Linked DNA regions of Homo sapiens: region 2 is linked to region 1. The links are chromatin loops, found by intact Hi-C in ENCODE. Cell type or tissue: mammary epithelial cell. All regions are shown on one strand. Links, peaks and the distances in the headings refer to the core of each region. The heading gives the core; the rest is flanking DNA. Region 1 overlaps SPATA17 (spermatogenesis associated 17). Region 2 overlaps GPATCH2 (G-patch domain containing 2).

The links. Peaks named below come from ENCODE experiments on the same cell type or tissue, not always from the same donor. Only the 100,000 strongest peaks of a DNase experiment are listed, where the experiment ranks them.
Region 2: it touches region 1 in a loop (9-fold over the local background); 1 of 110 quality-filtered maps calls a loop at or near these places.

What each region holds. Positions count from the first base shown.
Region 1 is chr1:217,658,157-217,663,545 of GRCh38, forward strand. All of the region lies in intron 3 of SPATA17 (spermatogenesis associated 17), which reads left to right. Among named protein-coding and RNA genes, the nearest start is that of SPATA17, 30 kb to the left of the region's middle. RefSeq lists an enhancer at 1,751-2,950. In mammary epithelial cell, for the core only: a CTCF peak has its summit at 2,826; a DNase peak (open chromatin) is centred at 2,395; H3K27ac peaks cover 2,639 bases.
Region 2 is chr1:217,559,783-217,565,171 of GRCh38, forward strand. The region is part of intron 5 of GPATCH2 (G-patch domain containing 2); the gene reads right to left. Among named protein-coding and RNA genes, the nearest start is that of GPATCH2, 69 kb to the right of the region's middle. In mammary epithelial cell, for the core only: no CTCF peak of the experiment used is centred there; DNase peaks (open chromatin) are centred at 2,669 and 2,919; H3K27ac peaks cover 2,390 bases.

The sequences.
Region 1 (5,389 bases), core at 248-5,247:
ATGTTGAAATATAACCCAGTGTTGGAGGTGGGGCCTGGTTGGAGGTGTTTGGGTCATGGGGGAGGATCCCTCATGAAAGACTTGGTCCCCTCCCCACAGTAATGAGTGAGTTCTCGTGTTAATTCATATGAGAGCTGATTGTTTAAAGGAGTCTGGCAGCTTGAACGGCTCCCTCTCTTGCCATGTGACATGCCTGCTCTCCCTTTACCTTCCACCATGAGTAAAAGCTTCCTGAGGCCTCACTAGAAGCGGAGCAGATGCTGATACCACATACAGATGAGCCAAATTGACCTCTTTTCTTTATAAATTAGTCAGTCTGGGGCCGGGTGTGGAGGCTCACACCTGTAATCCCAGGACTTTGGGAGGTCAAGGCGGGCAGATCACGAGGTCAGGAGATCAAGACCATCCTGGTTAACATGGTGATAGCCCGTCTCTACTAAGAACACAAAAAATTAGCAGGGCGTGGTGGCAGGTGCCTGTAGTCCTAGCTACTCGGGAGGCTGAGGCAGGAGAATGGCGTGAACCCGGGAGGTGGAGCTTGCAGTGAGCCAAGATCTCACCACTGCACTCCAGCCTGGGCGACAGAGCGAGACTCTATCTCAAAAAATCATAATAATAATAAATAATAATAAATAAATGAATTAGTCTGTCTCAGTATTCCCTTATAGTATGCAAAATAGACCCACATAAAATATAGGCAGTGCAACTATTTTGGAAGCTAGACAAATGCAACTGCTTCATTTCTTTCCCTGTGTTTTCTATTGTCGCCTGAGCCACGAGGGCATGATTTGAAAACCACTGATTTAATTTTCTTGACTCTGGAAGGATCTCTGGAAAGATCACACATGAAAAACCTGATGATATTACTGCCTGGGGGGAAGAGAACTGAGTAGTTGAGGGACAGGCATGGGAGAGAGACTTCAATGTCAACTCATTTGTAGTGTTTGAATTTTAAACAATGTGCATGTATTATCTATTAAATAAATTAATTTAAAAAGAAATTCAATTTAAAGGAGACTTTGCCCATCAAAACACACACACACACACACACACACACACACACACACAAATAGAAGTAATAAGTATTCAGGTGAGAAGTTAACATAGGCTCTGAAGGTCAAGGAAATGACACTTCAGCTAACCCTTGGGAAGAAAACATGAATGAAATTTTGAAATTAGGAATGAGCATAACATATACAGAAAAAATTAGATAGTTGCTCTAGATTATGCAGACAGTGGGGAATAACAGAAGGTTGGTAAGGAGTTCAGTGTGACTTTTATAAAATAATTTTATATTAATATATTTTTAAAGGAATTTTTTACTTAAAAATAGTTTTTACAATCATTGTCTCATTATGTCATGAGCAATGGTTCTGTTAAGAAGAATGTGCAGGTGGTATCTGTTTTATAGATGAAGAAATTGGTACTCAGGGAGACTAAATGATGTGCCTAGGGTTCTCAGCTCCTGATCCATATATATCTATATAGATCCACATACTAAATACTAAACATCTTCTCTGGATGTCCCTCGGGTGGCCCAAATTGGCTCGTCCTATATTTCTTTTTTTCAGGTAAATAGTACTGCAATTCAACCAGAAATCGAACCCTGAGAAACAGTCATCCTAGACTCTCTACCACCTCTTGTTCCCTATCTCACCTTCTATTGGTCATCAAATCATTTTTACTTTCCCTCTTAAAAGCCTCTTGATTCCAAACTAAACTGCATCATTTTACTGCCATGCCTGTAGTCCTCCTTCCCATAGCATACAATGTAAAGTCCTTGCTTTTTAACATGACATGTGAGGTCTTCCATGGTCTTACCATTGCTTCTTATCTAATGTCACTTCTTGCTATACCTATGTAAATATGCTTTAGTCGTATTCAACCACTTGCCATTGCCCAAATATGCAGTGTCCTTATCACCCAAAGATTTTTGGCAAATGCTGTTCCCTCTGCCTGGAATGCTTTTCTTCACTCTAACATGCCTCTCATTGGTCTTATTTCCTACGTATCCCTCAAGACTTTACTTGAAGATCAACTTTTCCTAATCTTAGTAGAAAGTAAAATTTGGGAATACTGAAAACATTAATTTTGTCTTCTTAAATGCTTGTCATGTAGGCATTTCTCTCACTGATACATTTGTTTATTTACATCTCTCTCATTTGATTGGAAGCTCCTGAGTAGCAGTGATGAGTCTAATTATATCTCAAAAATATCCCTGTGACTGACACATAAAAGGCCTACTGAAATTTTTACCAACTGGATAAATGATTCACAGGGATACAAGTTGGAAGATGTTTGCTATGACCAATGTAGATGATGATTAACATCAGTATGTGCCAGGGTGGATTGTATTCTTGTTCAAAATTAGTCATCCCATCTCCCCTTCTTCATAAAAAGGATGATTCATACTCATCCCACCGATGTGGGGCTTGTCTATGTGTTGTGAGCAGATGGGATATATGCCACACCCAAACTGAAGCTTTAAAGAGGTGTTCTCGGTCTTTTCCTCTGGCAAAAGAATGGCATACCTTAGATCCAGCTTGCTCCTTCAACCTTAGGGCTGAGACGAAGAGATATGTGGGACATAGCTACAGGGAACCTTAGCTCACATGTAGTGTGAGTAAGAAATAAACTTTTGTTGTTTTGCAACCTACTGCAATGGTTGTATTTTTATCTCAGCAAAGCTGATTGATAGTTATAATGATAACAAAAGCAAGGATGTTTATAAGAAACATTCTGAATGGGTTACTCGGTTATGCTTACAAAAAGATGTTTGGAGCTTTTGGAGTTTGTGATGATGTTAGGACACCTCCATGTGGTGGTATCTTGTAAGGCGATGGTGCAAACTCAGCAAAATCTCTGGCACATCAAAATTAGAACTCAACAAATATTTGTTAAACCAAGCTATTGAATGGGAGCTTAGATTAAAGATCAGCACTGGAGATAAAAGTTCTAGATCCATAGTTATAAGATGACAGGATTTTCTACCTAATGAAAAAAGTATGTGAACAGTACAGAATGGTGTCTAAGAATTGAGGCTTGTGGAATGCATTAGGTAGAATTTAGGAAGAGGAAAGGGAATTAAAAATAAGAATAAACAGGAAAACAGTGATGTTATATCACAGGAATTAGAGGAGAAAACTTATAGGAAACTTGGAGTTGTCAAATGTGAAGTTCAAGCAGAAAGAGGACTGTGAAAAGATAGAAGTTCTGGGATCTCTTTAGTGAGGAAAGTCAACTTTCCTCAAAATTCTCCTATACCCAAATATTTATATCCAGCTTTTAAATAATTCTCATGGTGACATCAAATAGCTTATCAAGTCCTAAAGAGTCATGTGCTCTGCATTGCAGTGACTTCATTAACCCACAATAATAGAGCTATTCCAGTCTTGTTTTGTGATTTGTTTGCCTCTTTTTTGCTTCCTGTATGACTGTTGTTTTTGTTTTTCTTTTCAACTTCCATTTTAGGCCTTTCTGCTGACTTTCATACTGCTATATCTAGCAACATAACCCAAATTTGCCTATCTTAGGGGTACAGAACTGTTGGGTCACAACTGTGAAAATTCTTTCCTATTATTGAGGATGTGCTCTGATTCTCCTTTTTATTGGTAACAAACTTATTGTCACCTGGTGCATGTGCTCAGTGCACATGCATTTTATGCATGCTGAACTCTTGGTTTAATTTTACTGTGGCCTGTTCATTTCATTATACAATCAAATAGTCCTACTATTTGGGGACCCATCTTGTTTTAGCTGTGTAGTGTTCTAGTTAGCTTTTCCTTACCCCTTCCTTACTCCATTCGTTTCATAAATGGGGAAATAAAAATAAGTCATTCTTTTAAGCAATAGTACCACAAAAATGTAGAAATATCCTTTCATTTGCTTCTTTTAAGAGCACTAACAATTTGAGAGTTCCCTGACTGCATTTATCTGTAAAAACTAAATTGGATGGCTTGTATACATTTTGTTATATTTTTAAATTTGCCTTCCTTTTTTATATTTTGTCATTACCCAATTTACATTATGTTTAATATCAGATGTGCTACTTTTGAATCACCATAGTCTGAGAGCAGAGAAGTATAAAGGCTATTGTAGTATATAATTAGTTTGATATGAGGTGTTATAAAATAATTATATATAACTGTAGTCCTAGACAGGTCAATGTTACGTTTTTAAATTGAGATCATCTAGTGAATAACATATGTATGGCAACCACATTAAAACTCAATTTAATTAAATTTTTTGTTGAAATGTATTAATAGCCTATGGTAGAACTATTTAATTTACAAAGATTGATTATGATTAAAAAGAGAAATTATTCAAATTATAAAAATAACATTATATACTGATGAAATCAAGGTTCCCAGTATTCATACATGGCTTACCATTATAACACTTCTTTCAATGTTTTCATATATGATTATTTAAAAGAGGAACAATGAAAGTTTTATTAACTTTAAATGGGAAAAATGATGACATGTACCATCAAATTCCATTGTATGTTGTTACGATAAAAGCCAACAATTTGATCTTTTCATGGTTGGCAAAAATGTATAAAATACCAGTCACTAGTTTTAAAAGTGATAAGAGATTGACATTGTTGCTTTCACAGATGTTTTTATTTCTCTTCATTAGATGAACACATGTTTATTTTTAGATGAGAAAATGCCCAATATTTTTGATATTTTTCTTTATAGGACTTCCAAATCAGTTATAAGATAATAAGGCAGCATTCTTCACCTTTTAGTGTAATACCAGAAAACTGAAACATATATATATTTTTTCCTTAGGGTCTAAACTTCAAAGACAGGACAGCTTAAGACTCTGAGTTACTAATATTAATTTAAAACTTTAACAACACATTTTTATCATAATTATAATATAAGTTTAGATTTGGTTCACCTAATCTTAAAGATAATATTACTGGTAACTGGGAGAAAGAATATAATTGGCTTTTAATTCTTTTTTATGGAAAAAATGATATTTTAAAAATGAACTGTTCAGGACAGGTGCAGTGGCTGATGCCTGTAATCCCAGCAGTTTGGGAGGCCAGCGCAGGCAGATCACCTGAGGTCAGGAGTTCGAGACCAACCTGGCCAACTTAGTGAAACCCTGTCTCTATTAAAAATACAAAAATTGGCCAGGCATAGTGGCTCGCGCTTGTAATCCCAGCCACTCGGGAGGCTGAGACGGGAGAATCGCTTGAACCTGGGAGGCAGAGGTTGCAGTGAGCCAAGATCCCGCCATTGCACTCCAGCCTGGGCAACAAGAGTGAAACTCCATCTCAAAAAAAAAAAAAAGAACAGTTGATAATGACCAAATTGTTATCAATTGCCAGCAAACAAGGCAAAGCATATGCACAAAATACTCATAATTACTTGATTAG
Region 2 (5,389 bases), core at 237-5,236, 98 kb before region 1:
AGCCCAAAAATGCTTGAGAGAGACAGCCTATGAACCCATTAGCACACACAAGAAAGAGAGACAGAGATCAAGAGACACAAAAATCCAGAGGGAGAGAGAGAGAGAGAGAGAGAGAGAGGTCTATACCCCTCACTCTCCCACATCAGGCTATTCTAGGCTTGGTTCAAGCGATTCTCCTGCCTCAGCCTCCCAAGTAGCTGGGAGTACAGGCACACGCCACCATGCCTGGCTAATTTTTGTATTTTTAGTGGAGATGGGGTTTCACCATGTTGGCCAGGATGGTCTCGATCTCCTGACCTCAGCCACTGCCTTGGCCTCCCAAAGTGTTGGGATTACAGGTGTGAGCCACCATGCCCGGCCAGAATGCCTTTTATTCTTCCTCTCCACCTCATTTTCCTGGTTACTCGTGTTTGTTTTGCAAGGCTCAGCTTAAGAAGCTTGTACTCCAAGAGCCTTGCCTACATCCACCTTGTGAGTGCATGCTACTTGTCCTTCCTCGCTATACCCACAGTATCCTATTCCTTGTATGTTATCACAGCTCTGAGCAAATGGTTTTGGAAGTCACTGTTTGACTTTCTTCATCATTTAACTCCTCAGGGGTATTTGTTTTCCTCTTTGCTCATCAGTGTCTTGCAAATAGTGGGGCTCAATACATGTTGAATGAATGAAAAAACCCAGTTTTTCCATTTCTGCACAAACACTTTCCAAATATAATAAAATGCAGCAGCCAATTCTCACCTATATATACTTTCTTGAACACATTTTGCCTTAAGGTTATCAAATAAAACATTAAGTGAATATGCAAACTTCAAACATTCGGAATATAATGGCCCAACAATTATGAACCTCCAATTCTGTAGGTGCTTCATTTACAGCAGAATTTCTCAACCCCTGCATGATTGACATCTGGGGCCAGGTTAATTCTTTGCTGTGGGAGACTGGTGTGTACACAGGATGCTTAGCAGCATCCCAGGACTCTTCCAACTGGAAGTTAGTAGCATTCCCAACCCTGTTTTAACAACAAAGAATGACTGTCTGTCTCCCATGGCGGTTATATTTTCTTCAGGTACTAATCAGTTAAAGTTTTCATTTTTCACTTTCTCTGTGTAAGATGGCACTATTTTAAGATTTTAACTTTAAAAGTTGGCATAGACAGTGGTAAGTGTTATTTAATGGGGTAGGGAAGAAGGATGCTCAGTTAGTCCTAATTTCATTTGAAAAGGTAAGGGAATACTCAAAGTTTAAAAATAAACAGTTTTGATAATGTGAGTAATTCCATTCACTTCTGGAAAACAAACAGACAAACAAACAGACAAAAACAAAGAAAGAAAAGACCTCTATACTATTTGTGCATTATTTACACCTTCCTGAAATGCTGCAGTTTTCAAAGTCACTTCTGCAATACACTTGGTTTTTCCTTGAATGCAGAATCAAACCAGACATTTAAAATTACAACTCAACATGAGGGTCAATAACTGCATCTGCTACAAAACTTAATAAAATAATCATAAACACCATTGCTTTGCTGACAGGAGGAGCTCTGGTGTCACTAAAACTGAAGAAAAGGTTTATCTAAAAACATACGCACAGCAGTTACTGAGATAAAATCACACTTGGAGAATAAAAAACTGAAAAATAGGTGACACTTCAAGCAGCGAGAAGATGTATGATGACGTTTGTCATCGAGGTGTGTGTGTGTATTTAATGCATTTTAGGCAAGCCCACCATATTCAGTAGAAACTCCTTCTCTTTTTAACTGCACAAAATAATCCTGTTTATTCTTTTCAAACTTTGATTTGTGCCAAGTTCATTTTCAAAACGGTGTCTTCACACATCGGTATTTCCTCTTCTGCCAATGGTCTTTTCCCCACTTTCCTCTGAGATAAATGTGGTTATCTAGAGCCTGGCTCACTGAAAGTCTGAGTGACCTACAGACTTTCAGAAACCAGATCATCACCACTGTTTTCATCCCTTGACAAGTGCAAGAAGTAGAGGAGAAACATGGGGTACACAGCTCACAGACACTCTCCTCTGCAGGGTATGATTAGGTACCTGCCTTGCTTCTGAACGGACCCAAAGGATCTCTAACAGGCAATGGCAAGCCCTTAAGGATAGAAAAATTATTCTCTCTGGGGACTGGTTCTAGTTTGTGTTTTCTCAAGCAGGTATACTGGAATTTCAAGGAAGAATATCTCTCTTCAATCAGGCATGCCAAGTTCTGAACATACCTGAGCATACAACTTTTCTCCTTTCTACCACCAAAGCCCCGCAGTGCAAGAAAACTATCACCACACTAGTGCCCCAGCAGTCAAGATCAACCTTAGCAATTCCAAATGATCTGAAAAGTACTCCAGTGCTTGGGGAGGAGACAAGTGGCTTAGAAATACTACTGAAATTAACACGGAATGCCCCCCTCCCTTTTTTAAAACACAGCATTGGGTTTATTAACTTCATAAACAGGTGTAAACAGAGGTCTAGGAATAATGTTACATGGAGTAGAGCATATTATTTTGTAACTTTTTCGGCAGGAAAATTTTCCTAATAAAAATCTTGCTTGGAACCTTAAGGCTAAGTGAATTACTATGATGGCAGGCTGGATTCCTATCCTCTTACCCATGCCTTGGCACCTTCACTAGGCCTGAGGCAACTTATGGGAATCAAGGGCTTCATGGAACACAGTTGGAAAACTACTAGGACAGAGAAACACTGATCAAGAAAATATGGGGCTTGGTTTTAAGGATAGAAAGAGAAATTAACAAAGACGAGGGCAACAACAATGAACCTAGAGTGAAAAGATCCAGATGTGAACCACACTGTACATTTACCAGTGGTCTAATCTGAAACAAGTTTTCGGCTCACTGAGCTTCCATATTATCATTAATAAACTGGAGATAGACACATATGTTCAAACCACAGGGTTTGCTTAGTATCATGAGTCACTTACTAGCAATGTGATCCTGAATAACTCACTTAACATCTCTGCACTTTGGTTTCTTCATCTGTTAAAACGGGATAATACTCTCTAATTCATGCAGTTGTTGTAAAGGTTAACTAAGACACTTGGCACCCAAAAAAACAGTACAGATCAGCTATTCTTCCTACTCTTTTCTAGTAGTAAACTTTGAAAACTTTAACAGTACTATGAAATATTGGGCAACACACTATTTTTGTTCTATGAATAAACTTCTGTTGTTATTGCTATTGTTAATGACTTTGGACAAGTTTGCTAAGTTGCTATGGGGTTTCTATTCACTCCAAACTACACTTGGACTCCAAAGTACCCAGTTGTCTGATATTTATTCTCAAATTTAGACTATCCCACAAGTAAAGGTAATATCCGTTCCTACTAGCCTAGCTTAACATCCCTAGCTTGAATTCCTTTGCAGAATTTTGCATTAAGCCAGAAGATTCTCCAATGGAGCAACAATTTATCTTGTAGTTATACAGCCACTATTAGGTCTTTTCCTTGAAGTAATGAATTGCATCTAGTATATATTCAGGAACCTTAAAAACTACAAAAAATAGTTATACTGCTCAACCCTTCAAACTTCAAATAAATAAAAAATCATACTATATAAAATGCTGCCTCCTCATGGACTGAGCCAAAATTAATAAAACTGGTTCTATGGTAAACAAACATCTTTTTTTCTACTGAGACCTACCATGATAGTGAGACAGAAAAAACCTAGAGGTTAATGAGTTCAGTCCTATATATCCACAAGAAAGAAATCTAAGTAAGAATTTGATTGACATTGATAAAGAAATAAGGTACATTTTCCTATTATTTGATGCTGACATCCTATTTTCAATACCTAAAAAAGCTTAAACTTCCAGAAATTAAAACAGGAGAGAAATAATTTTTGACCCAACATAACTATAATGCTCTACAAAGTAAAAAGAAAACAAATATTGCTATCTCTAACTACAGTTATATAGACACGTCAGAAGAATGAAGAGAAAGTTTTAAAGAAGTATATGTAGGCCGGGCGCAGTGGCTCACGCCTATAATCCCAGCACTTTGGGTAGCCAAGGCGGGTGGATCACCTGAGGTAAGGAGTTCGAGACCAGCCTGACCAACATGGAGGAACCCCGTCTCTACTCAAAATACAAAATTAGCCAGGCGTGGTGGCGCATGCCTGTAATCCCAACTACTCAGGAGGCTGGGGCAGGACAATCACTTGAACCCGGGAGGCGGAGATAGTGGTGAGCTGAGATCGCGGCATTGCACTCCAGCCTGCGCAACAACAGCAAAACTCCGTCTCGAAAAAAAAAAAAAAAAAAAAAAAAAAGAAGTATGTATAAAAACGATAATTTATTCCAGAATAATTTGAAGACAGAAAGGAATGTTGTGAATTACTCAAAGAGTTCAAAAAGTTTCTTTAATATCTTACTCGAAGTCCGATAAAAATCATCACTGTAAAAAAGGGTAACGTTATTTGCAAATTGAGCAAGAGGACCAGATGATAGCCATATATAATCAGTTGTCACCTTGCAGCTCAATTAGCCCTCATGTAAAAACGAGGCATGTAAGGAGAAATGAGGTTTTGACATTATCTCTGCCAGCAAGATAATTACACAGCCTTCATTTAACAGTAGGGCAACACTACTGTAGCAACAAATTAACTCAGCTCCATTTGCAATTCATGGTGTGTTTTCTCATTTAATACCATTTGTCTTACCCCAAGTGAATGTTTCCATTAGTTTTCTCCGGCACGGCAAATACTCCGTTTGACTCCACACATTACATCACCGAGTCAAGGCTTACCTTCCAGCAACTCTTTGAAAACATACTCAAAATGCAACAGAATGTCCCATTTTTTTCCATTTCAGCTACAACTTTTTTTCTGGTTTATGGCCAAATAATACAGCAGGTGTATGTGTGTTGAACAACCAAGGACACGAAATTCCCCATGGCTACAATCTATTTCAGAAGTGTCTGCTTCTTTCATTAAGAAAAATCAAGAAAGAAACAAATATCAGTGAAATCCTAACTTGGGTACAACCATATATTAAGTTATTAATACATTTCCATAATGCATACTTTAGGAAAGACAAAAACGTGCTGCTGGCTCTAAGTGTTAAGTTTTTAGATATCATAGTCTAAAAAAAATGACTGCGATCTCATTTATTTCCTTTACAAATATTACATTAAATACTTTTGTTCTGCCTCTCAAACTAGACATCATTGAGGAGAGTTGAAAAAGAAGAAGCAGAATGTTTAAACAGTGCTGAGCACAAAAAACAGGAACTGGTGGGCTCCTGTGTTGTCATGAATAGGCTGATCAACAAATTTTACATTCAACTCTAAAAGGTAATGCTAATTTGACTAATGATTTATTATTTGAGATTTTAGTCACTGAATTATTCACTACTGGCAATACAAAAGGCC